3 separate regions of the Homo sapiens genome follow, and regions 2 and 3 are each linked to region 1. Evidence: chromatin loops called from intact Hi-C (ENCODE). Cell type or tissue: Calu3. All regions are shown on one strand. Links, peaks and the distances in the headings refer to the core of each region. The heading gives the core; the rest is flanking DNA. Region 1 holds the start of LUM (lumican). Region 2 overlaps LINC02823 (long intergenic non-protein coding RNA 2823). Region 3 overlaps EPYC (epiphycan).

What was found. Peaks named below come from ENCODE experiments on the same cell type or tissue, not always from the same donor. Only the 100,000 strongest peaks of a DNase experiment are listed, where the experiment ranks them.
Region 2: it touches region 1 in a loop (5-fold over the local background); 6 of 110 quality-filtered maps call a loop at or near these places.
Region 3: a loop joins it to region 1, with 2.8 times the contacts of the local background. A loop is called at or near these places in 13 of 110 quality-filtered maps.

What each region holds. Positions count from the first base shown.
Region 1 is chr12:91,104,258-91,115,535 of GRCh38, reverse strand. LUM (lumican) reads left to right here and starts at 4,042. Exons shown (of 3, transcript NM_002345.4): 1 at 4,042-4,138; 2 at 6,536-7,418; 3 at 11,217-11,278. The coding sequence starts at 6,557. In Calu3, for the core only: a CTCF peak has its summit at 6,296 (motif pointing right); a DNase peak (open chromatin) is centred at 6,295.
Region 2 is chr12:91,349,811-91,361,088 of GRCh38, reverse strand. The region is part of intron 2 of LINC02823 (long intergenic non-protein coding RNA 2823); the gene reads right to left. It overlaps LOC105369896 (a long non-coding RNA gene), which reads left to right. Exons shown (of 9, transcript XR_001749251.2): 8 at 7,854-8,004. Among named protein-coding and RNA genes, the nearest start is that of LINC02823, 29 kb to the right of the region's middle. In Calu3, for the core only: a CTCF peak has its summit at 5,495 (motif pointing right); DNase peaks (open chromatin) are centred at 3,508 and 5,508.
Region 3 is chr12:90,991,789-91,003,066 of GRCh38, reverse strand. EPYC (epiphycan) reads left to right here. Exons shown (of 7, transcript NM_004950.5): 2 at 489-666. The coding sequence starts at 502. Among named protein-coding and RNA genes, the nearest start is that of EPYC, 7.5 kb to the left of the region's middle. In Calu3, for the core only: no CTCF peak of the experiment used is centred there; no DNase peak of the experiment used is centred there.

The DNA of each region.
Region 1 (11,278 bases), core at 1,673-9,672:
AACAGCACTTCAGTCAAAGAGAACAGCTGGTAAAGGACCTGAAGTAGGAACAGACTTCTCATATATCAGGTCCTGGGTAAAGGTCAAAATGGCTAGAATGTAAGGCAGAAGGAGGAAAGAAAATGGCATCAGGGAGTTTAGCCATGGTCAGATGCTTTAAGGTTTGATAAGCCTACACTTAAGGAATAAAGAAGGGAGACTGGCACTACCAGATATTATTTAAGAAATAAAACTTTAACAATTAGATCATAGATATTTTAAGCTTGATCATATTCAAACTTCATGAATGACTGGTGAAAAAGTGTATTCTCATCTACCTTTGATGGGAGTGATAAGCAGAACAACATTTTGGAGGTAATTAGGTAATAATTATAAAATTTTTAAATATGTGTACAAATTTGTGTTCTCCAGAAAGCCCACTTACTTTTGGGATTTTCCTTAAGCTATCTTGCACAAAACTTCCTCAATACAGCATTGCTTATCATGAGAAAAGAGGAATTTCTCCCAAAAGCAAATTTATGACTGTGCACTTACCTAAGTGAAGAAGTTATCTGAGTTCTGAACTGTCTGAGTTATCTCATAGGCTGCCATAAAAGAGGAAAGAGAAATGAAATTCTCTTGTGTATATAAGACATGTCTGAAACATCTGAATTAATAAAGTCTAAACAACAATTACTTATAGAAAGTGCAATTGGAGAGTTAGTTAAGCCAGGGGTTATTTAATGTTTAACCTTATATACTGCTATGCTGGTTAATGTTTTGGTATAGTGTTCCAATTTATATATATTACTCTTATAATGCACACTTATTACTGAAAAACATATAATAAACCATATCATTGATAATTCCAAAAATGTACTTGTCATGTAAGATACTAAGAAAAATAAAAGCAATTGTAGAGTAAGTTTGAAAATACATACAGCTATGAGTATAAGGACTATGTAAATAAAAGATAGTTTCATGACTTGTAAGATGCTAAAATTAAGAATGGGAATTAGATTGTTGTGAGAAGAGAAAAAATTCAAATCCACTCCACTCTATGATTTGAAAGCATAAACCATTTACTCAAAATATGCTTTCATTTAAAATGTATCTTTTGAGATAAGCAGAATAGACAAAGCAGGTACAACCAATTTAAAGATTAAAATTTCATTTTATGTGATAGTGCTTTGCAAATTTTAAGAGAAATCAAGTGTTCAATATTAAAAACTAACAACTACATTATGGTATATCCATATAACAGAATTTCATGTAGCAAATAAAAATGACAGTAGAGAATGATATTTAATGATATAGAAAAACATCAATGATTTACTGTTATATGAAAATGGGTCTGGCACTATAAGCATAATGTTATGATATATGTGAAAACCAAATTGTCTGTGTGTTTATGTTTATACCCACACATTAAGAAGATATACCAAAAGATAGTTATCTCTGGGATGGAATACTTAATTTATTCTTTTCCCCTGTAAGTCCAGGGCTGGGTTCAGAACACAGTGTGTGAAACAGTCATAACATGCTTTATTATCCTTGCTGGTCTCAGGTAACAGGGAATCCAGTCCCTGGGCTGAAGAGGGCAATTCCATCTTTTTTTTTTTTTCTTTTTAATTTAAGTTCCGGGATACATGTGCAGAATGTTCAGGTTCGTTGCTTAGTTACACATTTGCCATGGTGGTTTGCTGCCGCTATTGACCCGTCATCTGGGTTTTAAGCCCTGCATGCATTAGGTATCTTTCCTAATGCTGTCCTTCCCCGTGCCCACCAACCCCTGACAGGCCCGGGTGTGTATTGTTCCCCATGTTCTCACTCATAAGTGGGAGGTGAACAATGAGAACTCCCATCATTTTAACCTGTATTGTGATGAAATGCATTTAGCCTCCAATGCTCATTATCACCAATGATGTGAATCACCATTGGCCAGGATGGAATGTTTATACGTTACCCAAAAGTTCTGAGATGTGGATGTGGCTATGCATGTTATATGTTAGTGTGTAATGTAAAAGGAAAGAAACTATTGCTTAATTAACATTTGACTTTTTAAATAACTATTGCCTATTTAATATTTCTGCTTTTTCTCAACTGATAGTAACATTGTCTATAAAGTATTTTAAGCTGATTGAGTGAACTACATTGTCTCAGCTCCATCCTGTTCACCCTCTTCCCAGTGAGTGAAGATGTTCATGGTTTTATTCTTACATTTACTTGTTAGGTGACTTTTAGCAAATGAATGAGACTTTCTGACTCTCCATTTATACTCCTGAAAATAGAGTAGTAAAACATACCATAGGAATTTTAATGTATGAAATTTAAAGGAAGAAATGTGAAAACTCTGAGTATAAATCATGGAATATATTAGATCCACTATAAATGTTAATTTCATTTCTTTCTATTGGACCCTGAAAATATGCTCTGAAACGCACAAAATTATTCAATTATTGGTTTCACAGAACTGATTTTATTAAAAAGTATATGTTGACAAGACTTTACAATGAGCTAAATCCAATATAATGCATTTGAGGTCTGTTATAAATACCACAACACATGTATTGCTTTATAAAGAAAAATCTTAAGGAATGGATAGGTGGAGTTTTTCTAACAAGAGCTCAGATTATAGAATTTGATACACTCAAAATTAATACATAGCATTGTTTTAAGAATCCTCTTATAACAAGATCACTTAATTATATTCGATTGATTTGTCTTTTTTTCTTAATTCCTTATAAATTTATTCAGTTACTTTGTTGAAACTGAGGCCTATCAATAATTTTCTTAAAATAATATTAGGAAAAATGTTATGTTTATGAATCATCTTACAATTCCATTAGTTACTTTCAAGAAGATTACTTTTTGTTTTTGAACACTGCTATTACAAAAATAAGCCATTTATTCTAATAGTCTTTTTTTCGGACAAATGCAGTATTAGTCATGGAGTTAATTTTCCACAAGTCTCACTGCTAAAATGTGATATAGTTATTTTTAAAGACAAAAATACAATGTGACAACTTATATTAAAATATATTGGTGTAAAAGTTCTTATAAACATGAGGAAATGAACATTTTAGAAAAAAATCTCATAAATATATCTGATAAAATCACAAAATGAAATAGACAAGGATTTAAGTACATCTCTCATTTGCTGAAACCATGCATCAGGAGCTGATAATGAAAGATATATCCAGCCAGGCCTTTGGGAGATTATAACTTTGAATAACTTTTAACTTTGAAAAAAAATTACTAGCATGCAATGAAAGATTCTTGCCTTGTGATACTTTTAGTATAAATTTATTTTTTTCTCTGTTCTTTTATGTTTTTTGGCATTAAGCTATAGAATGCTCTCCCCAAGTAAGGTTTTGGGTGAATTCCTAAACGAAATCCACAAAATAAAAAACAGGCAAGACTTTGCTGATTGGTTCCAGACCTGAATAACATAAAATGAGTCTCCTTAGCATTAGAAGTAAACTTGAAATGTTGATATTTATCATGTGTATCCAAGTGTATATGAAGCATATTTTATATTTTTAAAACTAATGTAAGCTACCCTCATGGCCAAAAAATTAAGTTAGTCCAAGTAAATCAATATTGATTTCAAAAGTGATAGGCAAAGGGATTCAATTCCTCTGAGTCTGTTCATTTGCGTTTTCCTGAAATTATTTGCCCTGCTTATGATTTCTGAGATCTTTAGATAAACATGATAGTTGGCTGAGCACATTGCACTTAATTGTTGCCACAGCCACAGATGTAAAGAGGCTTGTAAGAAAAATGTTCTCACAGTGAGCTTCCTTATTTGAAGCAGGACTCAATTCTTGGTTAAAAGCTATGGTATTTGAGCTAGTTAAACACATATCTCTCTCCCATTCCATAGGGAATGAGCTGGGCTGTCCTTTCTCCCCACGTTCACCTGCACTTCGTTAGAGAGCAGTGTTCACATGCCACACCACAAGATCCCCACAATGACATAACTCCATTCAGAGACTGGCGTGACTGGGCTGGGTCTCCCCACCCCCCTTCAGCTCTTGTATCACTCAGAATCTGGCAGCCAGTTCCGTCCTGACAGAGTTCACAGCATATATTGGTGGATTCTTGTCCATAGTGCATCTGCTTTAAGAATTAACGAAAGCAGTGTCAAGACAGTAAGGTAAGTGCTGTTTTAACTATTGCACTGGGGATGTTAACTGTTTGGGACAGCGTTTTTTGTAACAGGAACAGGAAAAATTCCAGAGCAATTTTGCCAATTGCTATTCAACAGCAAATCCACAGTTCTGAGCATTTAGTTTCACATTTTGTTAATATGTTTTCCATGATTTATAGATTTGAGATTTTATACAGTATATGCTGTATTGCTTGGCAAGAGAAGTTATAAAAAGTTTCAAGGTTAGAATGAGAAAATAGTTAAAGTAGACACAGTGAAAAAATATAGAAATTAATATGTTTGTTATGTATGCTAGTTAGTTATATATGTTAGTATTGGACCCTAATACTGGAGCAAAGAAAAGTCATTTTAATCAGCATTCAAAATATCTTTTAATAAGCATATTGTGACAATTTGTTATAATTTACAATAAACGTTCTATGTTATAAAACATGAGCTAAAAGATTTAGGAACTCTTATGGATTATTTATTTCTGTTTTGTTAATTTAAAAAATTTGTTTCTTGGATATATGCCTTAAGGAACGAGTTTTTTAAAAAGTTCTGGGAAATGATTTCGTTTTTGAAAACAGCATTTTCTCTATAGCCACAGGTATTTGAAAAAACTGAGGGTAGTACAGTGTGATTTTGCCTCATAGTGGAGTCATTATATGGTTGCAAACTCTCATTCAATTCAGCATCCTTGTTTTTACTTTGCCAAAAAATATGGAAGCATTTTTCATTACTATTTAATACTCACATTATAGTTGCCATATTTTGGTGTATAGTAAATTTAAAATAGCTTATTAATAAAGCAAGACAAATCTTTACAGTATTTACATTCTATAACTTAAAATAACTCTGGGAATATGTCATCACGTTCTTTTTAGTGCTATGCAATTATTATTATGGCCAAGTTCTGTCAGCAAAATTAAATGCCCCCATTAAAATCTTAGAGAGTAATTTACTGAGAATCTGGCTACATGTTACCTTATGTCAGCAATCAAAGTATTTCTAAAAGCTGTTTTATAACGTTCCATCTGATCTGAAATAAAGTGCCTTACAATTTCAAATTAAAACAAATAAAAGACGTTTTCAGTTTCTAACCCCAAAGATCCTGCTTATCCCAAACTACTTTGATCCAAAAGCTTGTAATCATACTTTCATAGAAAGATATAATATTCTCAGTTATCTATTAGAATGTAGATCTTTCGTCACATTAATGATTTATCTCCCAGGGCTACCAACTTTGCCTCAGCCACAACTGTTCACTCTATAAAAGTCTAACTCTTATATTCCAATTTTCCCATATCTAAATTGCTGCACCTAAGACATTGAAATGTACTTTTTTGAGCCTCACCTTAGAAACATGTTCCTATGAGAAGATAACTGTTACACATTATTTCAAATTCATATTCTCAATTGAATAATTTACTAGATAGTTCTAACACCAGTATTAAATCCAAACTTTAAAAACATCACACCTCTCTCCCACCTCCATTCTGTGAGGCCACTAAAAGCCAGATATGCAAACCATGGCATCTTCGATTTTGGCATGAAGAAAGTAGAGAACTTGTGAGTAATTGAGAGAGACTATAACTCTAATTGAAAACTTGGAAAATACTATCTTTCTCTACCTGTTGAATCTCTTTCCAGAAAGAGAAACCTTCAGAATGTGTGACATTTTCCTGATAAACATTAGCAATTATTAAATATTACTAATATTTTGTTTAGTAAATAGCTAATTTATGAAATATTAGTTCCAGAACACAGTTTTGCAATGTGCTTTAAAAAGTGTAGAATGTTAAGCACAACATGAACTAGTATGCATGCACACCAGCACCAAGAATTCTGTTCTCCTTCCTCAGAACCAACAGTAACCAGACACTTTTAAAGGAATGTGCCTTCCATTTCCCTCCCACATACAAGCAAAACCTCAGGTTGCCCATATTCCCGTAAGGATCTTCTTCATGAGTCATTTTAATGATGTCGAATGGTAGGGTAGAGTATACAGTTAAAAACTGTCTTCTCATTCTCTTTTTTTGAGAGATGATCTGAAGCAGTAGTCTAATTCGGTGGTCAATGAACACCACCCAGAAACCTCTTACAGGAAGGCATTTCATTAAGGAAGAGCCTGGAGATTGACTGGAACAATTAGGCTGGGCTCGCCCAGAAGGGGGCGCACGTGTACGCAATCTAACCTGAAAGCTGCTCACTACATAGTTGTAAACATACACCTTTGTCCTCATACCTAAATAAAAATTTAAAAGACGCTGTTAGATGCACTAAAAATAGCTATAAAATAACAAAATGCACATTTTCTAATGAATTTAATGTTGCAAATTGAATGTCTTTTTCTTGAAAGTATATATTTTTTTAATTAATAAATGTTTCATCTTTATTTAGGATTCAAACCATTTGCCAAAAATGAGTCTAAGTGCATTTACTCTCTTCCTGGCATTGATTGGTGGTACCAGTGGCCAGTACTATGATTATGATTTTCCCCTATCAATTTATGGGCAATCATCACCAAACTGTGCACCAGAATGTAACTGCCCTGAAAGCTACCCAAGTGCCATGTACTGTGATGAGCTGAAATTGAAAAGTGTACCAATGGTGCCTCCTGGAATCAAGTATCTTTACCTTAGGAATAACCAGATTGACCATATTGATGAAAAGGCCTTTGAGAATGTAACTGATCTGCAGTGGCTCATTCTAGATCACAACCTTCTAGAAAACTCCAAGATAAAAGGGAGAGTTTTCTCTAAATTGAAACAACTGAAGAAGCTGCATATAAACCACAACAACCTGACAGAGTCTGTGGGCCCACTTCCCAAATCTCTGGAGGATCTGCAGCTTACTCATAACAAGATCACAAAGCTGGGCTCTTTTGAAGGATTGGTAAACCTGACCTTCATCCATCTCCAGCACAATCGGCTGAAAGAGGATGCTGTTTCAGCTGCTTTTAAAGGTCTTAAATCACTCGAATACCTTGACTTGAGCTTCAATCAGATAGCCAGACTGCCTTCTGGTCTCCCTGTCTCTCTTCTAACTCTCTACTTAGACAACAATAAGATCAGCAACATCCCTGATGAGTATTTCAAGCGTTTTAATGCATTGCAGTATCTGCGTTTATCTCACAACGAACTGGCTGATAGTGGAATACCTGGAAATTCTTTCAATGTGTCATCCCTGGTTGAGCTGGATCTGTCCTATAACAAGCTTAAAAACATACCAACTGTCAATGAAAACCTTGAAAACTATTACCTGGAGGTCAATCAACTTGAGAGTAAGTAAAAAGCTGTTCCTGTGTTTGATGTGTGCTCAAGTGTTTAAATACCTGGGCTGCACAACACAGATATTGCATCTGGCTCCATTAAAAAAACAAAATGTCGCCCGGGCGCTGTGGCTCATTCCTGTAAATCCAGCATTTTGGGAGGCCGAAGTGGGCGGATCACCAGGTCAGGAGTTGAGACCAGCCTGGCCAACATGATGAAACCCCATCTCTACTAAAAATACAAAAATTAGCCAGGCGTGGTGTCGCACTTCTGTAATCCCAGCTACTCAGGAGGCTGAGCCAGGAGAATTGCTTGAACCTGGGAGATAGAGGTTGCAGTGAGCCGAGATCGTGCCACTGTACTCAAGCCTGGGCAAGACAGCCAGATTCTGTCTTGGAAAAAAAAAAAATGTCCACAAAATATCCCTCTACTTCAAACAAAGAATAATTCTAGCTCAATCATATATCCAATATCCAGCCTTTCTTTGGTGTATCCAGATAAGGAACAATTAAGGTCACAGAATTTAATATGTAAGTCTTCAAACTAAAAATTCCGGGCCAACTCATCCTGCTGTGTTACCTCCTCATATATATCTCTTATTATTTTCTCCTTTATGGCTTAGATTTGTGTCCTACATTTATTTTTTGACAAGATCTAGATGAGGGAGGAAGAAATGAGTTCAAAAGTGGCACAGTTGGCAAACTCCATAGCCACAAAGAAGCCCATATTGTCCCTCCCTCCCTCCCTCTCTCTCTCTTTTTCTTTCTTCCTTCCTTTCTTTCCCTTTCTTTCTTTCTTTCTTTCTTTCTTTCTTTCTTTCTTTCTTTCTTTCTTTCTTTCTCTTTCTTTCTTTCTTTCTTTCTTTCTTTCTTTCTTTCTTTCTTTCTTTCCTTTCTTTCTTTCTTCTTTCTCTCTTTCTTTCTTTCTTTTTCTTTCCTTCTTTCTTTCTTTCGTTTTCTTTCTTTCTTTCTTTCTTTTTTTTTTTGACAGGGTCTCACTCTGTCGCCCAGACTGGAGTGAGGTGGTGCAATCTCGGCTCATTGCAACCTCCACCCCCCAGGCTCAGGCGATTCTCCCACCTCAGGCCACCACCACCACCAGGCTAATTTTTATGTTTTTAGTAGAGATGGGGTTTCACCATGTTAACCAGGCTGTTCTTAAAATCCTGACCTCAACTGATCCATCTGCCTTGGCCTCCCAAAGTACTGGGATTACAGGCGTGAGCCACTGTGCCTGGCCCCATATAGTCTCATGGTCTTCCCTGACATCAACTACTTGGGACTCACCATGTTACTCTGCTGTCATGATCATCATCTGCCTCTGTTATCTCTGTTATGGTGTGTGGCCATCACAGTGCTCTGGAGGACTGTGAAGAAGATTAAAGAGAAAAAGAAATATGATGGGAGATTCTAACATCTTTTTTTTTTTTTTTTTTTTTAGAAGAAAAATAGTGTTACAGAGCTTTTTTTTTCTTGGGTACAATCCTGCCCCTCATTTGATATTTCCACACTTTCTCTTTCTCCTCTCTTTATTTTTCATTTATCTTCTGGATGAAGTTTGATCTGATGCATTTGGACTGCTTATGCACTTATGTGGTCTTCAGGGACATTCTTCAACTTAAGCAGTATAGATTCCAATGGGAAATTGAAATCCACCATTTCCTACCAGGATAACTCTGCCATTAATCTTTGGCAGAGCTTGGTAGAAGAGAAAAACCATGATTCACAGATAAGGCTTTCTAAATGAAAAAATCAAGCAGGAAACATTGATTCACATATAAAGTAATAATGTCTGCAAAATAATCTATTGAATTTGAACATCTCTACATGATGAAAATTGGTTTTCTGGCCATGCTGAATAAAGGTATTGCTGTCAGAAAATATTACAATATATTTTATGCATATGATGTTTGTTAATTCTGCCAGTTTCATATAACCTCTAGTAGGGTTAAACGTTTTCATAAAGAAGACCATACTCGCCAACTCTGAAGCTCCACATGTTCTTTGTTGTTTCTGAAAAGCAGCCAAGGTAAGGGTTGGTGCTGTTTGACTGTCACACAATACACAGTCAGGCTAACACAGCTAAACCCCTCTTGTTGTTTCCAGTGGAAAATTCACTATGTGGCCATATGTGATTCCTCATTTTAAACATATGTGGTTAGGAGGAAGGATACTCTCTGACAGACCAAAATGCTAAAGGAATTTACGATGCTTAAGGGATGACGGAGTACATTAGATTTGGTGGGTAGAGATTATTCGTAAGAGCAGGGCTACTTCTTTCTCTGAAACAAAGAAGGATACAGAAGTAGGCACATTTGAAGGTATACATTGCATGAGTAAAGGATGGAAGAGAGGTCTATGGGAGAAAGGCCAACGGCCTGTCAGTGCCAAGCTGAGATAGAAACCACAGTGCCCAGTACATAGTGGTCATTTGAAAAGGTAACATAATAGTTTCCTTTCTTTCTTCCTTATCTTTGTACATTTAGTCAGGTATTCTCCTTGTCTTTTTATGTATCACCTCAGTTTAGGTTATTTTGCCAGATAATAATCAACTATATCAACATTTCACATTCACTTAATACAGAAAGTTCCCCTCAATGTTTTTTTCTAATATTAGGGAATATATAGCCAAAACAAACTGTTTTCTATTTCAAACTTGCAACTCTAAGCATTAGCCCAATCAGAGATCTTCCTAGTGTAGAGTAATTTAGAAAGACAGCAAAATCAAAAGGATATTAGTCATTATTTAGGACATACTATGTACTAGTATTGTGTGAAGTGCTCTACACAACTTAATTTAATCTTCATGCAACACGGTAAGATAGATGTGTTATTTCTAACAAGATCAGATAAGTGTTCCAGTGTTGCCCACCTGGGTAAGTGGCAGAGGTAGAATTCCAAGATGGGACTATGCCCATCTTCTTTCCATTTTTCCTCACTTTCTCAAATGTTGGTACCATAGAAAAATCCCTGGAATTAACTGATGAGTTATTTTAAAAAGCATGTGTGTTTGGGGTTCCACTGAAGTCTTTGTTAACTAGAGTTTGAAAATGAAAACAAGATAAAGGACTTGAAAATGTTAATCTAAAATAGACATAGGCAAACATAGTTTCTGTGTATACACAGGTCAGTCAATTCAGTAACACTCTTGGTTTCTATTACAAAGTAAGTCAGTGTTTCATTTGTGGCAGCTTTTTGACCATGGACAAAAATAAACAAATAAACAAAAACATGAGTTCAGATGGTGGACATGCCATGATTAGGTTTTTGCCTTAGAATTTTGATCATTGCTATGGTGTGTGATTGCTGGAATGATTTGGTTTTTGTCTTGGAATTTTTATCATGGTCATGGTATGTGGTTGCTAGAAAATTCTTTATAGATCATCTAGTTAACCCTTCTTATTTTTAGATGTAAAACCAAAGAGTACTTATACTGAGATTGTTCATACAACAATGGGATCCATTTATATTTCTTCAGGTTATACTATTTCAAAAAAGTTGTTAGATAATATGACACACTTATTGAATGCCTTTTTAAAAACAACTTCTAGTAATAAAATAAGTTCTGTTATTTAAAATATTCCACTGAATATCTTGATCTACCATGATTACTCTTTACTAAATGTTACTGTGCCATTTTGGTAGCCTGAAATATGCCTTTAATGGTTGCAAATTCAAACATATACTATATTATGACTTTTCTAAATGGGAAGAGGTCCTATTTTATAATATATTAAACATAAATTTTTTGTATTGTTTTGAGCCAGTGTACTGAAAAATGATTAATGTTTTCTATTCTTTAATTTTTAGAGTTTGACATAAAGAGCTTCTGCAAGATCCTGGGGCCATTATCCTACTCCAAGATCAAGCAT
Region 2 (11,278 bases), core at 1,236-9,235, 250 kb before region 1:
TTCACCTGAGGTCTGAAGGATGAATACAAACTAAATGTGTGTGTTTAGAGGAGGGAGTGCCAGAGGCAAGCAAGTAGGTGAGAGGAGTGTTGCAGATGGCTGGGCAGCACACGCAAATGGCCTGTGGTAGCAGGGAAAAATGCACAGTGAAAGAGGAAGAGGGAAAAGCAGTAGTGTGGAGTTAAATGTGACTGGAGAAGTAGGTAGATAATGGAGAAAATTACTATGCAGCCTTGACCATTGTGCAATGTGAATAGTTTCACCAAATGTCATGGCTCCAGAACTCTTCATCTGCATCTAGATACTGTAAAGGAAACTCTTCCTACAGTGATGGGGGAAAGGAAAGTTAATATACACCCAGTTCAATTTCTGTAACACAATCTTAAAGCAAACTGGACACTGAAAAATTTACCCACACCTTTCTACTCTTACATCCCCCTTGAAGTAGAGATCAGGAACAAACCAGTCTTCCTGAATGGTAAAAATAAGTGGAAATCCAGAGGCAGTATTTCTGGTGTCAATATAAGAATATGATGGAATAAATCAAATGTTATAAACAAATTCTGGTTAAACATGTGAACACTTCCTCCTTGACACCTTGTTCCACAGCGCTCACAGAGAGTGAATGAAAGTAGTGCATGAATTCAGCACCTGCAACTGAAATATACAGGTTCTCACATTGGGCCTGACTAGGCAAATAACTCGACCCACGGAGAACAAAGAAAAGCAGGGGGTTGGTGACAGTCCACCCAGGAGCAGTGCTGAACCTAAGGAATTCCCACCCCCAGCCAAAGAGGGACCATTAGGAGTACAAAATGCAAAGGAGGAAGTGTTCACATGTTTAGCCAGAATTTGTTTATAACAGTTGATTTATTCCATCATTAACAATCCTCATCTCTCTGGTTCCGAAGATTAGAGATTTGTGCACAACTAACCCCAAGGGTTTGTTGCAACAAACAGATTCCAGATCAGGTAGACTCTGATAATAATATCTATTGGATGTGGAGACATGGGTCTAGCATTTAGAATCAATTGATAGCTTCTGCCAATTTGGGCCAAAAACCCTGACCCAGATTTATTGTAAAGCACTCTTCCTGAACAAGTTAGCAAAACCAGGAGGTGGTGTGCACAGAACAGCACAGTTTCTTTCCCACTTATCTTGTTCTAAATCCTAAACTTCTTAATATTCCATTGCACTAATAACTTCTGGATGGCTCCAATCTGCAGCCAAGACTTTACACTCTTGGAACCTAACCTGACTCTTCTGCCCTTTGCCTGGAAGTTCTTGCCTGTCATCATTTTTATCAGTTCAGGGTCAGTTCATTGTTACTCTTCCTTCTCTCATATCCTTAACTTAGTAGAGCAGATTTGACTAGTTGTCCTCTGAGTATCCATTCTCTACTTTTTTTTTAGTAATAGAACTTAAAGTAATTTGAGTCAACAATGTTCACAGCTAACAGACTGTCTTTCCTAGCATCCCTTTCAGCCAGGTACATATGACTAACTTTTGGCCAGTAGTATTAAGTTTTTGGTAACAATTTTCAGTGAAGCATCGTGGAAAAAAAATTCGTGTGCAGCTAGGAAAGTCTGATTTCCCTCTCTATTCCTTCTTCTTCCTATGTTGGAATATAGATGTGATGCCAGGGTCTGAGTTCCCCGTTTTGAACTGGAAGGTGACCATGAGGATAGAAGCCACACACAAAAGATGATAAAAGAGAAGATAGAGGAAGACTCTATGGGGATAATTTAGGAGCCCTGGGCTTTATCTCTGGATTTATTTTGCGTAAGGAAGAATTGCATTTCTTCCTTGATAGACAATTTTCTTTTCCAGTCTTTGTTTCAAATTACACAACTCATGACTTATATACTGAAAGGATGGGAAGTGATCTAATTCAGTGAAAGTCATACCTGGTGAGGGACTATCTCTGTGGGTACAAGTTGGAGGCACCTCAGGCTTTGGCTTACAGAACGGTATAGAGCCACTTTTCATTCTCAGAAATATGTACCATCCCTTTGGAATCCCTGATTTTTCTCACCTCCTCCCTGAGAATAATTTCACTATTTTGAATACGGTATTTTCAGGAAGGCCCATAGGCTGGGCCAGCTATGGCTGCCTTTCATTGCCATTTGGTTATCTGATTAAGCATTGGTGTATGCACATATATGAACTATTATGTCATAATTCAAAAAGTATCCATATTACTTTTCTGCAATGGTAAATTCTTGGGCCAGGAATGTTAACCTGTGAAGAGGACAGTATGTGTGACTTTCAGAACAATTCCACATGGTGACAGCTTCTGGCATGCTCATGTTCCTCCTGTGGACTAAAAATTGGCATCTGAAAGACATGGTAGAACTAACAAGGGATATGACGGGGCTTCAGGGAGGTGGTGGAGAAGCAGGAACGCACTCCAATTGCACTTAACATTTTCCTTCTTTAAACCACATGTCCCAGGGTTTTTACTATGATAACTGAGAAGTCAATGAAACCTCCAATAGGAGTCACAAAACCCAGAGAAAATGTTTAGTTCCCTATAATTAATAGGTTCAAGCACATTGGTGATCATAGGCACTTTTTCTGACGCAGTGATTTTTCCTTATTGGGACACTATATGCCTAGCGTGTTTTTTCACAGAGGTTTGGCAGGATTGGAAATCACCAAGGGATAATTTCAAGTCTTCAATGCCAAGACAACTGGCATCTGAAGGTGTTATTACTTGTGTCCTTTCAGAGTTCTGCCAAGAATAATTACACCACTAAACCAACTAACCCTACAAAGTAATATATATTTCTCAGTAATCTTTTCTGTTAATTAATGAAAACTGACAGTAGTCAAAGAAATAATTGAGCATCCTTTTGAGATTGAAAGAACTCACTAGATATGTATGTATGTTATCAGTTGTTTGCTTTCACTTTTGCCCTCAGCTGGCATACATATTTGATAGTACCCACTTCTCAAGATAAGCCTTGATAGTAGTCTCAAAGATACTGTGCAAGGCCGCTTGACCTCAGGGTGCAGTTTTCTGGTCTATGTTAGTGAAATCCTTTAGTGTAGAAAAGCCTTAATACATCTGTATTTTGTTATCTTTCTTATGAGCCACCATAATGGCAGATGCCTGAAGACTACTGCATGGAGAAACTGGGCAATTAATTAGTATCCAATTATTATTTTAAATTTTTTATTATACTTTAAGTTCTGGGGTACATATGCAGAAGGTGCAGGTTTGTTACATAGGTATGCACGTGCCGTGGTGGTTTGCTGCACCCATCAACTTGTCATCTACATTAGGTATTTCTCCTAATGCTATCCCTCCCCTAGCAATTATTAGGATCTTATAAGTCCTCGATTATAAGCGATGCAATCTTTTTGAGTGCTAGCTTGAAACTGGCAAACAAATATTCTTCTGCATTCTATTGGCCAGAGCAAATCACAAGGCAAACTCAGATTCAAAGGAATGAGGAAATAGCCTCTTGATGGGATGAGGTTCAAAGTTCCACTGCAAAACACATGAAACAGAGAGGCAGGAAAAACAGGAATAATGCCTGCAATCAATCAATCTGCCACAGTAAAATAGCACAAGGTGCCAAGGGAGCATATAGAACATGCATATATTCCAGCCTAGAAAGTCAGCTCTTTCCCAGAGGCTGCAATTTCTGGGCTTAATCTTGAATGATGGTTGTCACTGAAAAGGTAAGGATGAGAGTCAGCGGTAGGGAAGGCACTTAAAGGCATGGGTAACCTAAGCAGGCATAAAGTCAGGACACAGTACCTCTTTGAAAAGTGCGGTATTTGTGTGGGCAAGTAAAAAATGAGAGAGGCAAAAACCAAGTTCTTAAAACACAGTCAGCCTTGTATGCATTTTGGAAATTCTCTATGCTTGCTTTCTTTTCAAATTATTTTGTGACCTTGTTATCTGTCTAAAAACTTAAGTTTTTCTGTTCTCCTTGATGTGCAGAGGTAGAGGAAAACATACCCAGGAATAATGTAATTTTTGACTTTCGCTGTGCGTAGAAATATCTTCTTTGACAGAGTTGTCCTCAGTGTTGTGTTTTGAAGGGCTAATGAATATTTCTTCTTCTGAGATAGTCCAGAAGGGAGCCATTTAGAATGCCTGATGTGTGGATAGATGGCCGTCAATCAATATGTCTACAAAGCAATTCTCTGAATGCCAGAGGATAGTGAAGAAAACTAGAAGGAATTTGAAATGAGAAAGTATGACTTTTAGGCCATTAAGGTTTTCTTTCAAATACCTGGTATGATGAAAGGGAAATAGAAAAAAACTCCAACAGCTGTTAATACATGGAACTAAAAGATGAGTGTGTAATATAGAAATTGATAAAACCATTAGTCTAGATGAGCTTTCATAAAGCATTTGATTCTCATCATTTTCTATTGACTCTTTATGGTATAACGTATTCCACAATTTAAAATTATCTTAGTTTTCATAATTTCAAAAAATATCAAATTTTATTATATGTTATGAAATACTGGCCCCAAGCCAAATTATTTTGTCATTTGTTTGGAATGAGATCCATGAGTTCCTTAAGACATATGTCCAGAACTAAAATATTTTCATAACTATAAGATAATATTGTTCTTTTTAAAGTTTTGTTTTTCAGGGTTTTAGCATTTCATATACATAATTTCCTTTTCCCAACTGCCCTCACCTATTTCCCTGGCATACTACTGGTATTTACCTGAGACTTAACTCAAGTTTATTTTTGCCTATATAAAGCTTATTCTGTCTTTGCAACCCTGCTCCACCCCAACTCACAGAATTGAACACTCTCTTTTTATGTGCAAGCACTGAAGTTGGCACCAGTCTCTGGGATCTACTCTAATATCTGTTATCACAACACATTGCACATTGTATTAATGTTTTCTTCATCATTAGACTGTAATTTATTTAAGAGTTAAGTCTGTGTTTTCTTACTCTTTGTGTCCTTTCTTCCTGTGGTGATGACATAGCAACTGCCCAATACATACTCATGGAAGTTAACTTATGAATAAATAAGTGAGTGGCTTTCAACTGCAGATGCAACTTTGAATGAGACGGCATCTGTTTCCACACCAAAAAAATTTTAAAACATAATATTTAGATTTCTTTCAATAATTAATTATTTATAAAGTCCTTTTGCATACTCCATCATTCAACTGATACTTACAACAATAATATCAGCCCCATTTTAAAAGTAAGAGCGTTCATGTTCATAGTAAGTCATGCAACTACATGAAAACTCAAGTATTCAGCTAAAGACACACATCCTATATTGCACACTGTTGAGAGAAATAGCAACTAAATGGGATGGCAATTCTGTGATTAACCTCTGTAACAAAAAGATTGGGTCATTTCTTTTCTTCTATTCATTTTTCTTGTGTACAAGTAAGAGAGGTCTACAAGGTGACCCCCAAGTTCCCTTCAACTCTAGCATATGAAATCTGCTCACTCACATACTCATTAAACGCTCTGTCTCTGGCCACCACATCAACTGACCACGAGATGGCGATGCAGCTTAACTCAGCACCCAGGTCTGTAACCCCAGCATCTAATGAAAGCCGTGCCCAAGGCAATTTCCCATATTCAGCAAATTTTAAAACATAGACATTCTGTCATATTTGAGAACTCACCACCTCCTTTTTCAAATATGACTACTGGCATGGAGAAAATGTTTCAAGATGCCAGCCATCCCTAAGATCAAGCAAGAGGGACATCAACTTGAGGCCAGTGCTAGTGAACAGACTAAGAAAGCTCATTTACATGACGGAAGACAAAGTATAATATCCACACCAGGGCAACTTTACCAGGTAGAAAAATTGGAGACTGCGTCTTCATCAGACTCTAAATTTCGATACTTTCAACACCAGATTTGTTCTCTGTTGAATCCCTGTAAATATTTAGCATGAACAAATGCACTAAGCACCAACTAGGAGTACCTCAATATGATGGGGTCTAGGGAAGAGGTAGTCAGTCTTCTGTAAAAGTTCACAATCAGACTCATATGTGTAACATATGTTTAATGAACACATATTGTGTGACAAGCTCATGTGTTAGGTCTCAGATAAATAGCATTAATAGTGGCTACTATTATTTGTTATTTATTGATTGCTAATTGCCACGGCATATGCATAGCACTCTAAATTTCAACTCATTAAATATTTATGAAAACATTACATATTAAGGGCTAGTAGCCCTATTTTACAGATAATGAAAAGTAGGCTCAAAGAGGTTAAGGCAATTTGCTACGATTACTACCATTTACTAAGATTACTGCCATTACTAAGATTACTGAGTCCTGGTTTTACAATAATGGAAAAGCAAGAACACTGAGGATAGAGGAAAGGCATACGCCAGCAAACATAACACATAATATTCCTGACAATAACCAGAAGTGCAGTCAAGGACACTTTCAGAGCACAATGCTTCTTCCTTGCCTTGGTCCCTGAAATTCACTTCCACTTGTTCAGAAAAAGAAAAAAGTAGGATTTCTGATTTGTTTTACAATATCCATTGTCTACCAATTCTCTCATGGCAGTATGGTCTTCAGCTGGCCCACTTGGGGATCCCTAATCCTGAACATTTTATTACCTCTTTTGCAACCAGTGCTGCTACTGGGCTTGTACTCTTGGAAACATTTCACAGGCAAGACTCCTCCAACCCATACAGAGGCTAGAAAGAAGGCAAAGAGACACGTTCTCAGAATGATATAACAAGAATCCCTCATCAAGGCTTGGTTTGTGTCTCTGTTAAAACGTAGTTGAGACATGGAATCAACCTAAATGCCCATCAATGATAGACTGGATAAAGAAAATGTGGCACATATATACCATAGAATACTATGCAGCCATAAAGAAGAATGAGATCATGTCTTTTGCAGGGATGTTAATGGAGCCGGAGACCATTATCTTTAGCAAACTAACACAAGAACAGAAAACCAAATATTGCATGTTCTCATTTATAAGTGGTAGCTAAGTTATGAGAACACATGGGTGCACAGCTAGAAATAGCACACACTGGGACCTTTCAGAGAGTGGAGTGTGGGAGAAGAGAGAGAATCATGAAAAATAACAAATGGGTAATAGGCGTAATACCTGGGTAATGAAATAATCTGTACAACAAACCCTCATGACACAAGTTTATCTATGTAACAAACCTGTACATGTACCCCTAAACTTAAAATAAGTAAAAACAAACAGAAAAGAATAGTTATTTTTAAAAGTTTATATCACTTCTACCAAGGAGCATAATTAATTTTGGCCATCATTAGAATATATTTGCTGTATGATTAACTGAAACATAAAATAATTTTATAATATACCAAGGCTCTGAAATAAATGCTGATTTTTTTCTTGACTCGGAGTGTGGGTTCCAAGGTATTTTTGTCCCATGTCAGCTGTTCTAGGGTGCCACATTCTCATTTCAGTTCTCTTTTGTTTTAGCTGTTATTTATATAATTGCTTGAAGTATCATATTTATTGATTTTTTTCCCACAGTTTGGTTCTCACTACATAAATCTGGCTATATTACCAGTACGGTAACTCTAGCCCTGTGGAGACAATGTGGCATAGAAGTTGAAATCCTTAACTCTGGAGACAGACTGACTAGCTTCTAATCCCACTCCTGCCACTTATTTCATGAGCAGTCTTGGGAAATGTGCTTAACCTCTCTATGCCTTAATGTTGTCATCCATAAAATGATAATGATTCATTTTTGACATACAACAGAGTTAGAAAGCATCTACTATATTCCACACAATGCTCAAGTAAAAATCACTAAATAGAACAGACCCCAAATCCCTGCTTTTGTGGGAGATGACAAGGGTAATGCACATCAATGGAATTTGTGTCCTTATAGGCTCAAGGAGCTCTCTTGTTCCTTCCACCATCTGAGAACACAGTGAGAAGTCCCCAGGCTTCAACCTGAAAAAGGGCCCTCATCAGAACCTGATCATCAGAACTTGGCACCCCAATCTTTGTCTTCTGATCTACATTGTGACCTAAGTCAGGTAAATACATCTGGCATACATCTTTGACATTTTTATACAATCTCTATGCACTGTGGTTTTAGATGTGCAATAATTTGTACAATGGTTTATTCCCAAGAACAGATTTTTTGTGTGTGTATACTTCCTTGCTTTAATAAATATATGATATAAATTTAAATAAATTTCTATTTTGTATATTTTTGTTTTGTTTTTTGTTTTTTGTTTTGTTTTGTTTTTGAGATGGAGTCTTGCTCTGTTGCCCAGACTGGAGTGTAGTGGCATGATCTCGGCTCACTGCAACCTCTGACTCCCAGGTTGAAGTGATTCTCCTGCCTCAGCCTCCCAAATAGCTGGGATTACAGGCACCCACCACCATGTCCAGCTAATTTTTGTATTTTACTAGAGACAGGGCTTCACCATGTTGGCCAGGCTGGTCTTGAACTCCTGACCTCAAGCTATCCACCTACCCCAGCCTCCCAAAGTGCTGGGATTACAGGGGTGAGCCACCACACCCAGCGTATTTTGTATATTTGTAAAGTACAAAGTAAAATGAACATTTTATGGAGTTTGTATTTTGCATACCCAATGTGAGAATTAAGTTTTAAATAAATAAACCTATAATATTTTATCTGAACAAAAAAAAAACAGAACTGTGATAAATTTATATTGCTTATAAGCTACCAAATTTATGGCATTTTGTTATAATAGGTTAAAGAGACTAAGACAAATAAGGTGTTGGACATCTTTTATTTGGTATTTGGTATTTATTTGGTATTTATACATCTTCTTTGATGAGGTATCTGTTAAGGTCTTTAGCCATGTTTAAATTAGTTGTTAGTTTCTTATTGTTGATTTTTAAGAGTTCGTCATGTATTTTGGGTAACGGTCCTTTCTCAGAAGTGTCTTTTGCAAATATTTGCCCTATTCTGTGGCTTATTTTCTCATTCTTTTGACATTAACTTTTGCAGTACATGACGTTTGTTCCATCACCGTTTGCTGAAAGAACAATCCTTGCTCCATGATATTGCTTTTGCTCCTTTGTTGTATTGGGCTGTTTTTGCATTACTACAAAGGAATACCTGCGACTGGGTAATTTATAAAGAAAAGAGGTTTAACTGGCTCATGATTCTGCAGGTTTTATAGGAAGCATGCTGCTGGCATCTGCTTAGCTTCTAAGGAGGGCCTCAGGAAGCTTACAATCATGGCAGAAGGCGAAGGGGTAGCAGGCACGTAACATGCTAAAAGCAGGAGCAAGTGAGAGAGAGGGAGGTGCCACTCACTTTTAAACAGCCAGATTTCACAAGAACTCACTCATTATTTTGAGGACAGCACCAAGAGGTTGGTGTTAAATCATTCAGGAGAAATCTCCCGCCAAGATCCATTGACCTCTCACCAGGCCCCAACTCCAGCATTGGGGATTGCATTTCAACATGAGGTTTGGGAAGAGACAAATATCTAAGCTATATTATCTGTCAAAGACCAGTTATCTATATTTATATGAGTCTATTTCTGGGCTCCCACTTCTTATCCATTGATATATTTGTCTATTCTTTCACCGATACCATCCTGTCTTGATTACTATTGCTTTACTCTTTGAGCATTTAAATATTATATGCTTGTTATAGTATTTATAAATGTTTGTAATTTCCTATTTTGATTTCCTTCTTTACTCTAAGACTTACTGATAAATATGTTTTTAAAACTATACACATACAAATTTTAGAGGCTTTCACTTGTTAACTTCTTATATGTTATTTGCTTCTGCAATTTTTTGAGATTTTCTGTGTAGCTTATTTAATGGTCAGTTTTTGTGGACACTTCACAAGAAAAATGACGCATCTTAAAAAATTATTCTATTAGAAGCCTACTTTTTAAAATTATGATTGATAGTCCTTTATAAATTCCTTTTTTTGTTATTGCTTTCCAATTCTACTTCCTTACTGGTAATGTGTATTGGGTATCCATCTTTCTTGAATATTTCTCAGAGGTAAATGTTGATAAATAATCCAATTGCATACTCTCTTGCCCTGGATAGTAGTTGATTTAGGGATATAAATATAGCCCAGTGCTGGACAATGACATGTGAGAGGAAATCAGTTGAGGTCATTTTTAAAAGATTTCCTTTCTTTTATAAAGCAGCTCAGAAATAATCATTTTTGGTCCACTGAATAGGATCTTGTCTGCATGTGACCCCTGAAATGTAGCAACCATCTTGTGACAATGAGGAAAAAAATAGTGGCAGAGCAGTATGAAAGAACAGAGCCTGGTTCCTAATTCTATTCTTCAACCACTGCATTAATCCTCGAGCCTCCTTGTCACAGGACATTTGGCAAATCAAGTATCCATTCCCCTTTTTACTTACGATACTTATTTTCAGGTGAATTTCTGGCACTTGCAGTCAGAACATCCTCTCTGGTAAAAATTTTGTAACCAAAGTGAGATTCTATACATAACATATTCTAAGATATGAAATTGGCAGATGGGATCATCTGAAGGAGTGAGGTGAGGACTAGACTATTCAAGTTTCAAGGCTGGTGCCTTGCTTTGCTCTTGCAAAGCCTTTGGTCACTATGATGCTTATTGTGAGTTGGGTTATAGACCATGTATTATTTTAGGGGGAAAATAGCTATTTCTTGCAGCTTTCAGTTTTGTTCTAAGAGTGGAATTGCTAACAAATAAAAACATCGCACACCTACTTAACTTTAAATATTGACTACTTTTATAAATAATAACAACTTTTTGAAGTATGAATATGTCCAAATTATTACATGCAATATACTTTATATTACAAAAAAAAGTTTTCTGAATTTCAAATTTAACTAGGCATATTGTATTTTTTTCTGGCAACCCTAACTAGAAGAAAGATATCAACCTAAGATGAAGGAAGCATTCCTGGATGCAAAAAAGGAAGGAAACAAAGAAAGGTCCTTTTGCCCATGACTTATAGTCTAAAGTCAACTAAGAGCCTCATAACATGAAACATTCAAGGACTGAAAACAAAGCCAAACAAATTTTGTGTTACAAACTAAAAATATAGGACTAATAAATCCAATTAAACAGCCTGCACCCAACAAAGGGGAACATTTATTATATACAACTGGTAGGAGAGATTTGTTAAACGACTTGTGCGTATATCTCCAAGGCTAGTTTTAAAAACAATTACTTCAAAATAAAGAATATTAAACTGAGGGACAGAGGTTGGGCAGAGCACAGAGACTGGTGTCTGGGAAACAAAAATTCTCAAAGATTATAAATATGGAGCTTTGCTTGTTGGACTCGAAGTCCACTGTAGAAG
Region 3 (11,278 bases), core at 2,110-10,109, 110 kb after region 1:
TGAAATTGGAATTATTTGTGGATATCCTAGTTGCATTACCAGTCAACTCTGCCTCAGTTTCTTCACCTATAAAATGGTATGACAGTTGCAGTCATCATCACCGTCATCATCATTATCCTTATCATCTTCAACTTCATATCCCAGAGTTGATGAAGGATCTTAATGTTTATTAAATGGTAAAATTATTAGATGATGAAAAGCTTTTGTGAATAAGCTCTGTTTTTCTCTATAAAATAAAATAAAATTTTACTGTAATTAAAATATCCACTGTAAAATTAGAGACAGGTTTGTGAATTAATTTGAACATCTGGCAGCAATGGTCCTAGGAAATCAGATGATTTTGTGTGTTATGTTTATAAATTATCCATGGAAGGAAAGCTACCAGCTTGAGTTCTTTGATATTGACACTAATTTATCATTTCTATTTAGTGCAAACTATTCATAAGTTATCAATTAAATATTTATGCATTTTAATATTTTATAATTAGGAAAGCTTGAAAAATGAAGACATTAGCAGGACTTGTTCTGGGACTTGTCATCTTTGATGCTGCTGTGACTGCCCCAACTCTAGAGTCCATCAACTATGACTCAGAAACCTATGATGCCACCTTAGAAGACCTGGATAATTTGTACAACTATGAAAACATACCTGTTGATAAAGTTGAGGTAATCGATCCTCCTACTCTTGAAACTTTAAAAAGCATAGGATGAGGAATGACTTGGGTCTGTTTTCCTCAAATAGATGTTTGGGTTTTTTTATAAGTAGAAAGATTTTATGTTAATAATTTCATATTAACCTTTTCTCCAAAACATGTTCAATCTTTTGGAGGTTAATACCGGAACAGTCTTTTGCCCTTTTTTTTTTTTTTTTTTTTTTGAGACAGTGTCTTGCTCCATCTCCCAGACTGTAATGCAGTGTCGCAGTCTTGGCTCACTGCAACCTCCGCCTCCTGGGTTCAAGCAATTCTCCTGCCTCAGCCTCCCGAGTAGCTAGGACTACAGGCTCGTAGCTAGGACACACGCAGCTAATTTTTGTATTTTTAGTAGAGATGGGATTTCACCATGTTGGCCAGGATGGTCTTGATCTCTTGACCTCGTGATGCACCCCCCTCAGCCTTCCCAAATGCTGGGATTACAGGTGTAAGCCACTGCACCTGGCTAGTCTTTTGTTTTTTTAAAGCTCATGTTATTTCCTTCAAATTTTATTGCCAAATTGAACATAAAAATGTATTTCTGTGAAGTTAGAACAGAGAAAATTAGAAAAAGTCAATCAGCAAGGAAAAGAGTTAAAATGGTATGCACGCAATGATGTGGAAAATTTGGGGTAAAGGAGAAAGATGTGAGATTGAAATAAACTAGAAGAAAATAATAATAGAGAGAAAGAACAATAGTTTGGAACTCCACTGTAGCTCAACAGTGAATGTGCTTCCCTAAATAACTGATTGTCTCTCCGGCAGTAATGTAGAAATTGGCAAGGTTGTAGCCCATTCCATAAATCTGATATGACATGTTCCTAATTAAATACAAGTCTTTTAATATAACTAAAGGATACAGGCTAATCTTTATGAATCAGAAAGCAAACAGACCTTGAAATGCAGGAGTGTAACTAATGTGCAACACTGACAAAGACTAATTAACTATAAATAAACAAAAAGAGAAATTACATCACCTTTAAAGGATCATAACATATTTTGGGCAATCTTTAAAGTGTAAATCTTCTTAGAATAACTACTTTTGATAACCAAGGATAGAAAATATTTAGATGAAATCGTATATTTAACTTGTATTGAACTTAGATATATCTTTACTAAGAAGATACTAAAATTTTTCAATATTGTTTATGTTGCCTTATGAATACAAGAGTCAGATTTTCACAATGTGATAGATTTTAAAAATCTACTCCCCTCTCCCCCTTCTCTCTCTTACTTTCACCCTCACCCTCTTTTGACCCTCATTTCATCTTTCCCTCCCATTTTTCCTCTCTTTAGTAAAGTTTAGGCTCTACAGCAGATTATTTTTCTTCTGCACATTTGATTGTGACTCTAAGTCTTTATTAATATTCACTGTTTGATTTATTTCACTGTATGGATTCTGTCTGTTAACAGGATTTTCTGTTGAGAATTTATGGTTGATAACAACAATCTTGGCCTATGTGACTTCTACATCTCCAATGTGATGCATCAATGTAGAATATAAGATGAAAGTTTTTCAGTGGTTAATTCATCTGCCTTGCTTCTTTTTTCATCTTGCATAAAAACACATTTTTTTAAAAAAAAGTTAGTGCATTTCTGAATTTATCTATCAAATTAAACATTTTAGTTCAAACTTATTTGTCATTTCCCCCCAAACTATTCCAGAGGATCAGAGAGATTTGATGATCACTATAACTGAATCTTCTATTTTGAGTAGGTTTTGGGAATGGTTTCAAGGGTGCTATTTATTCCTTTCACAAGTCCAAATACACAATAGAAAAAAAAATGCTGTTTGGGATCATGGCTTCTCTAGGCAAAAATGAAAAAAATGACTATATCTGCAGAGCTCTTTTAACCCATTCCTTACCATCAGGATCATTTTCACTGCCCATAAAGCTGTAGGCATTCTCATGAGGTTCGGACATTTTTCATGACATCAAGAAATTTAAGCTAACAAACATATCTGTATAAACATTACTTAATATACAATATTATCTTAGTATCTGTGTTTTCTGGAACAACAACTTCCTGTGGAATGCCAAATATAATGTGAAATACCAAATATAAAGCATTGCGTCTTTACATACTTCAGCCTTTACCACATACAAACAATTCTAATTTTACACAGAGTCCTTTCTGAGAAATTTTACTTCAAACCAAACTTAGAATACTCAGTGAGTGAGGGATCCAGAGAGCCACTAACAATCCCTTGTGGTTGACTGAAATATATTAGTTATCCCTTACTTAACATTCCTTGGTGATGAACTCATGATCAGAAAAACCAGTTTGTAGGTAGACGGTATAGATACAGATATAAATAGGCATATACATATGCTATAATAACTCTAATGCACTTAAAATAAAACCTGTAGTTTTTTAAAATATTTATAGGGTAGACCTAGTAACAAGAAATCAACCAACTCACTCATCCATTATCTAAGAAAAAAAGAAATACAAAAACAAAAATATATGATAAAGTAAATAAGATGACATGAGGAACAAAATTTAGAAGAACTTTAGCTCAGATATTAACAAATTAAAATGAATTGCTTTTCAAACAAGCAAAAAAAACAGCACACAATTTCTTATGGGGTGATGTAAAGTAAAGATGATAGATCCAGTCATGTGAATAGATTAATAGAGTTACTCATGACATGAATTTCTTCATGCAGTCCTGGAAGTCCAGATTTCAGTGACTCGTGGTAAGCATATTTATCTCATTTTTATATATTAAGGTGAGTTGTTTCAAATGTTCTTGATTTCATATGAAACATTCTGACTAAATACTACTAACGTAACCAATATAGGGTACAGTTAAAGAAAAAAATCCATGGTAAGTAAAGCACATGGAAAATGGTAGGATGAGATTCTTCATATTTTTTTAAATCTCCTATGTGTGTGTTTCTGCCTGTTTCAGCCTAGAATTTATCTCATCTGTAGAATAGAAAACCTTTGTTCTAAAATTATAAATTTATAGGATAACTGAACAATGCCTTTAACATATGTACCAGTTTCTTATAAGTTATAAGACTTGGCATTTTGGACTAGTGTAATAGACCCTTGGTTTAGGCTTTGGCAGATTAATTCTTAAGGCCTTTGATGTATATTGCAGGCAGAATTCTAAGATGTTCCCTAAAAGTCCCATTCCTAGTATACCCATGCCCTCTATAATCCTTAATATCATGGGTATTTGGGGATATCACTTCTATAATTGGGCTATACTATATGGCACAGTTGAATTTAAGAAAGGGAGACCACCTAAAAGGGCCTGACCTAAACTCATGAGATGTTTAAATCAGCATCTTGATGTCAGAGTCAAAATTTGAAGCATGACAGAGATTCAAAGCAAAGTGAACTGTGTGTTGATGACTTAAAAGATAGAAGGACCAATTTGGTAAGGAATGTAGAAGGCCTGTAAATGGTGAGAGAAACTGATGGCCAGTAAGCATATGTGGTCCTCAGGCCTACAGACACAAGGAACTCTGAGCTCTGCATGAGACCACAGCCCTAGTCATCACCTTGACTTTGACCTTGTGAGACCCTTGGGAGAGAAGCCAGTCAGATCAGGCCTGAACTTCTGACCTACAGAAACTGTGGGCTAAAAAAATGGGTATAGCTTTACTAAGTTTATGGCAATTTGTTATGCAGCATGAAAAAATTAAAACAAGATAGAACAACTTAAAAGTTTTTTATCTGAAAATCAAATTTGAATTATTCCACTGTAAGTGTTGCATTTGCATTTGTGAGTCTAGGGATTTAGGTGGTCAATAAGTCAAACCATCCCCAAAACCCAGGGGAAGAATCTCAATTGAGCTTTGTTGATTTCTACTGATGGTGGTAGATTTATTGCCTCCTGAGTTGTTGAGAAAGGGTCATTAAATTATTTGTGTTTGAAAATTATATTCAGTAATATAATTTCAAACTGATTATTTGTGTGATTTCTCATGATCTAGAATATCTATGATCCATTGTTTTCTATATTAGAAGCAAGTTTTAGACCCAACAATGCCATCAGAGTGCTATATATTACCCAGTAAGTACATTTATTGGTGTGACATAAAATGGTTGCAGCTTTTACTGCACTTTCATTTTACTCTAGTGCTGTGAATAGGAATGGGTTGTAGGCTATATGATCAAAATGTAGACTTTTTGCTTTCTGATAAACTACAGCTAACCTTAAGTGAGCATTTATTATGTGCTAGGTACTGTTCTAGTCATATTACATATATTATCTCATTTATTTCTCACAACAAAATTATGAATTGCTATTGTTATTCCTATTGAATAGATGAGGATTTTTGGACAAAGAGTAGTTAGGTAAGTAACTTGACTAAGATTAAACAGTTAGTAATTATATATCATAATAGTGATGCTGTCTTCTCATATCACAAAATAATTTCCAAAAGGGTGATAAAAGACTATTATTCTGCCCCCATTTTCTGTCAAGCTCTAAATTGTTCTTTTAACTTGATATTTGTTTTAGTTGAACTGAATGCCAAGTACTCTACGACTCCCAAAAGGAAAAGAAAAGCCTTTTTCTATGGGTAGATAATGTGAACTAGAGGTAACCTTTATAGATAATGGACTCTGTTATCTAATTATTATAAGAAAGAATGGCATAAGACTACTTCTAATTGTAAGTATGCATTCTTCAACATATATCTAAGTTCTGGGCTATAATTTTATGTTTATCACATATTTACTAGTCTAGGAAAACATTTTTCCATGTGCCTTAAAGGGTTCATCAGAAAACTGCATTGTTCAAAAGTTGATATTCTTTGAGTGTTTTAAACTGAGATAGTCTTTTTGATGAAGGTGGTTATTTGAAGTCTCCATTGTCATGTTATAGTTTTAAGTTATTTATATTTCATTTTGCTTAGGTTGGAGGGGGCTTCAACTTGTTTTCTAAGAACAACATTAGCCCTAACTATGTGTAATGCATTTTTCCAGCAAAGTGCTTGGTAGCAATATTAAGATGTATAGAGGCTCTATAGAAGGATGTCAACATCCACTCATCCAGTAAAATTTTCTTGGCTTCATCCAGATTAATAAACTCCTCCTCACCTCTACTACATTAATTAACGTAGCCTTATATAATTACTTTTACTTTTCCTGTACTACCCCTGTGTATTCAATAAACACCAAGAAATGTTATACTACAAAGTGCTATAGAGCTGTTAATTGTATTTGCTGTATGATGACATGGAGGGCATTTACAATGACATTAAGTTATGGTCTTTGTGGGGATGTGTAAGAAAAATTTCTCTCAGGTCTCAGTGTCAGAATGGGTTACAACTTCTAAAAACAGTTGCTTACTTTCTGGGTTCTATATTGGTAACTGAGTGTGCTTGTCATTATGGCTTGCCTGCTCAGCAACCTGGAGCCCAATTTTTGTCTCAGTCTTCCCTGGTTTCATATAACTTTGCCTACCTTTATTTTCTTGTCACCTCAACTACTTATGTAGATTTTTAAAAAGTATTACCATATGTTGTTTTAAAACTGTCCGTATCCTTTCTGGAATGATATGGTATATGCATTCATCAGTAAATAACTGTAGCAATGAATAAAGGAATATTAGTAAAAACTGGTCATAGAAAATTTCTTGCATGAGAGATGCTTTCCTTGATATTACCCTCCAGTGATCTTAAAATTGAGGCAAATTCTCTTCCATGGACAGATAAAGTGGCTAGATTGTTTAAAATCATCCTTGTAAAGAGAAGTGCCATAAAATACAGCAGTTACAGATGATGAATTTTTTAAAACTCTAGAAGATTTTTGAAAGGAATGAAAATTATATTTAACAAAATTGTAGGAATGGTAGAGAACTCAATAAGGGCAGTTGTATCAATTAAATTTTGAGGAATGGTTTCTTTTTATTTGTCTTTATTATAATATGGTGCAATGCAAACTAACCAAGCCTCAGCACCAAGCAATATACTCCTATAATAAACCTGTGCATGTATCCCCTGAACTTAAGATAAAAATAAAATTTTTAAAAAATAAATAGATAATAACTTTAGAATATATGTTGATGCTCTGTAACACCAGAAATTGCTTAAGGAGAATCAAGCTAATTCCGGACAACTTCCAGAAATCAAAGCACATTTTAGATAATGATATATAAAAAGTATCTTAACATTAGTTTTTCTAAATATAATAAATCGGTATAGGACTGCATTGATATTAAAGGGTAATTAGTCTAGGAAATTGTCTCTGTATTTTGTGAACACAAAGTACTTATATTAGTAATATTTATACTATTCTGGTGGCAAAAGATATGCAATACTTATCTTTATATTTAAAAATATATCCTACTTTGGCCAATTTATACAGTATATTTTAAAGTTTCATACATATGGTTTGCATACTCAACACTTTATGTTGGAAGAAGAAACTTTAACACGATCAGCCTGAATTAAATATCTTTTTCCAGAGTACGTGAAAAATAAAAGCTAATCTCTCTCTTTACTAAAGATGATCTACAGGAAGGGAGGAAAGAATTTTGCTGATGAGATTTTAATATGGTTGTCTCATTGACTTTCCATAAGATTCTTTTAAAAACAGTGTTGAACTATTTAATTCTCATCCTAAGCTACAGTATTTAAGAACCTTAAAAACTTAAGCAAAAAAAAATATACAATCATGTAGGCTCATTGGGAAAACAAATACTGATAATCTTTGCTGGTGACTTCTTTATATTTATATTATATATTATTTATGAGACCACAAACATAAGATAACTCAAATAACTAACCCTGGAAATAAGGTAATATTGTAACCATTTGATAAGGATAACTGCAGAACAGAATTTTGCCCCGAGTTTTCATCTAGTAAGTTTCTGAGTAAAATTTAATCCAGTCTTTTAATGCTAAAGGAGAGAGACTTTGCCCCTAAAAGCCCCCATTCTTTTTCTGCTTCTTCTGTTTTATCTTTACTTCTTTGAGCTGTGTCCAATATTGAGGTTTCTTTTCTCTGAAATTAAGTGATTTGATTATTAAGAATCAGAAAAACAAACATTTCCAAGTGATTACAATTAACACAATATTCAAACATCTCTGTTAGCTGTCAAAGTGTTTAAAGGGGCAAGAGGTAATATGATCCTTCTGAACTGAAAGCTGCTTTGTCAGGAATATGAGGATTGAGCAAGCTTTGCCAAATACATTTCTTCCTCATCTATTTTCAAGATAAAATAGAACTTAAGATACAGCTTCATTGCCAGGTATTCATGGTTACGGTCTTTTAGATAATTAATGTAGATCACGGAAACAAATGTGAGCACCAGGCTCATGTTTAAAGCAGAATTTCACTGTGCTTAACATATCTATATGTCAGTATGTTAAACCCATAAAAATACATCTTTAGTAACTCAGGCCAAACAGTGCAGAGCCTTTTAACGCCTTTAGAAGTCAATTGTTGCCGTAGTGGTAATACAGAGGAGTAGCTTCAAGATTAATTTATTCAACTGTGTAGAACAAATTGAGAGACAGATAAATTCAAAATTTCATTTTGTTTAATGAAAACCTTAATTCTGTGCTTGAGTAAAAGTCCAAATATTCTGGATTTCAAATGCGTTTTATTTTTAAAACAAAACAAGGAAGAACAGTAATTTAAATATTATCAGCTGAATATTATCTGCTCTAGGTCTGGGCTTTCTCAATAGGAATTGACTGGTACAATGGGTATCCTAAATTAAGTGAATAAATAGGTACAGATATTTCCTTTCCAATTTGGCTCTGCTTGAGCACATAACCATTAACACACACACTAAAGAATAATGGGAGAAACTATTGGCTTTGGGTGTTGCTCATTTCTACACCCATTTCCTCCTCATTGGGAGACAGTCTTGTCATAATGCTGAATAACCCAGGGCCTAAAGTCAGACTTCTAGATGTAAGTGCCAGGTCTGTCACACAAACTGTATAACCTTGGGCAAGTCATACAACCTCTCTGGGCCTCAGTTTTCTATTTAGAAGATACCTTTTGAGGATTAAGTAAGATAAACATGTTAGCTGTTTAATACAGAACCTGGTACATAGCAAATGTTTAATAAATGCAAGTAACTTTACCATTGAATCACTCACTCAATTAAAAGCCACTGAAGCTTATGTGCTGATGATCACAGATGCCTTAAAGGAAGGGATTCGATTTGGGCTATGATGAAGGCTAACCCCATTGTGCTTGGGTTCACATTAGATCCACTTACCAATCTTTTGCTGAGAGCCAAGAATTTGGGAAGGCAAATTAGACCAAATCTCTTCCTGTGCCTTGGCATTCTCAGTCTAGTAGTCTTATAAGTATTTTCAGCACAATAGAGGAAGTTTAAAAAGACACATATAAGATATATGTATACGAGATCTGTAGCTATCTATTGGAATGTAAGTTTTTATGAGTTCACTCACAAAATACATATGCTGAGAAATGATGTTCTTGAATCTGTTATTAGTTTTAAATCTGGCAGCTAATCTGAGATATAAAGTATTTACTCATTTATCCATCACCTTTTCTTAACAGTATTTAAGGTTACTTACATGAATAAATGCTATAATATGCACACAAATTAACATAAAAAGATGAAAATATAAATCTTAGTTCAATAATTTTATCTCAAAATATTATACATAATAAATGTATTACATATAATTTTCTATTATATTATCTGCTATATCATATCTTATATATATTACTGATCATGTGTTATGAGGTGACAAATACAAACTTAGAAAGTGAGACAAAGAAAAAATAACAGTTGGGAACATAATACAAAGCCAGGAGTCAGATAGATACATCAAAATTGAAACCATTTTGTATTATAACTCATAGAGATTCATGAAAATAGTAAAGGTTTTCTGGGCAGTAATGCTAAATTTTAGGGAACCCCTATACTTGCTCCCACTATTCCTATCTAAATTCAGGATCAGGTGAGAAGAAGAAATGGGATTCACACAGAAATAGAGCTCAAAATGTTCTATTTTATGTTGATAAAGGCGAGGTGTACCCCCTAAATTTAATGCATGACTTCAGTGTGAAGCAAGTAAGAGCTTCCTAATACAAAACTCCAGAAATAAACTATGCCATCAGTCACAGGCAATGCTGGCCAGCCACAAGCCTCGGACAAAGTCTACCCCCATAAATCTTTGTTCATGCAGGGGCAAAATGAAATGTATGCAATTGATAGTCAATTATCCCCAAAAGGGAAGGGGAACCATCTGGGGCCAGTTCCTTCTCTCAATCATCAATTAGCTTAGGAGTGAGAAAAGGGATCAACAGAGGATCTAAGAAGAGATTTGATTGTTCCAGAAGAAAGTCATAAGATGGAAACCAACTTGGTTTAGCCTCATCCAGATGTTAGTCAGTTTTTATGTCCCTTGACTCTGGTCTGTAACCTGTGTACTCAAACACAATTTGGAGAAATGCCCCACCAAAAGTTAAATTATGATGCCACATTTGACTAATATTAGAGCTGTTCTTCTCTAAGTGTGGTCCCTGAACTGGCAGCATCAGCATCACCTGGGAGCTAGTCACGAATGCAAATACTCAGATCCCACTCCAGACCTAGGGAATCAGAAACTCTACGGAAGGAGCTCAGTGAACAAGCCAGATCATTCTGATGAGCCTATGATTTAAGAAGAATTGAACTAGGAAAATTCTCCCTAATATAATGTTCCTTCTCTCAGAGTAACATTTGAGATCTTTCCGTTTTCTGGCACAGTTTGTAAATATGCAATGGTGGCAGAATCAGTCATCCAGTCTTACCTGAAGTTTCTCTTTCTTTCTGAATATTTGAAGGCTTTGAATTCCCCTTTTTGTGCTAAGACCTATCTTTCTGGCAATTGATGCTGCATTGCATATGTGTTCTATCATATGACAGACTCTCTAGTGAGCATGTATTTTCAGCCAGAGGGTTCTCCAGCCTGGATGTTATATGCCCAGTGGCTTCTCCCTTTCCTCCTGCTATGGATTTCAAGAAGTCTACCCCTCGGAAAGTTTTCTCTATTCCCCATGCTTTTTTCACCTGAAGCAGGAATTTCTAATCCCCTGCCTGTGCAGTTCTTAACAAGCTGTGAGGCCTGTCAGGAACCAGGCCACACAGCAGGAGGTGAGCGGCAGGCCAGCCAGCATTACTGCCTGAGCTCCACCTCCTGTCAGATCAGCAGCAGCATTAGACTCTCATAGGAATGCAAACACTATTGTGAACTGTGCATTCAGGGGATCTGAGTTGCCTGCTTCTTATGAGAATCTAATGCCTGATGATCTGAGGCAGAACAGCTTCATCCTGAAACCATCCCTAGTGGATAAACTGTCTTCCACAAAACCAGTCCCTCGTGCCAGAAAGGTTGGAGGCTACTGATCTGAAGAATCAACCTCAGCATATTTTCAAACTGAAGTTGCTGTTGATATTTTTGAAGTCTGTGCCCCCAGGAGCCTAGTAAAAAACTTACCACATTCTCCTCAAGACTTTGTTCAATAGTTCAATGTTCCAGACTTAATTAGTGTTTCTGTCTCCTACATCCGAGTCTGCATCACAAGTCACTTCTCTGGTGCAGTGATTCTCAACCTTGGTCACATATTTGAATCAGCTCTAGAGC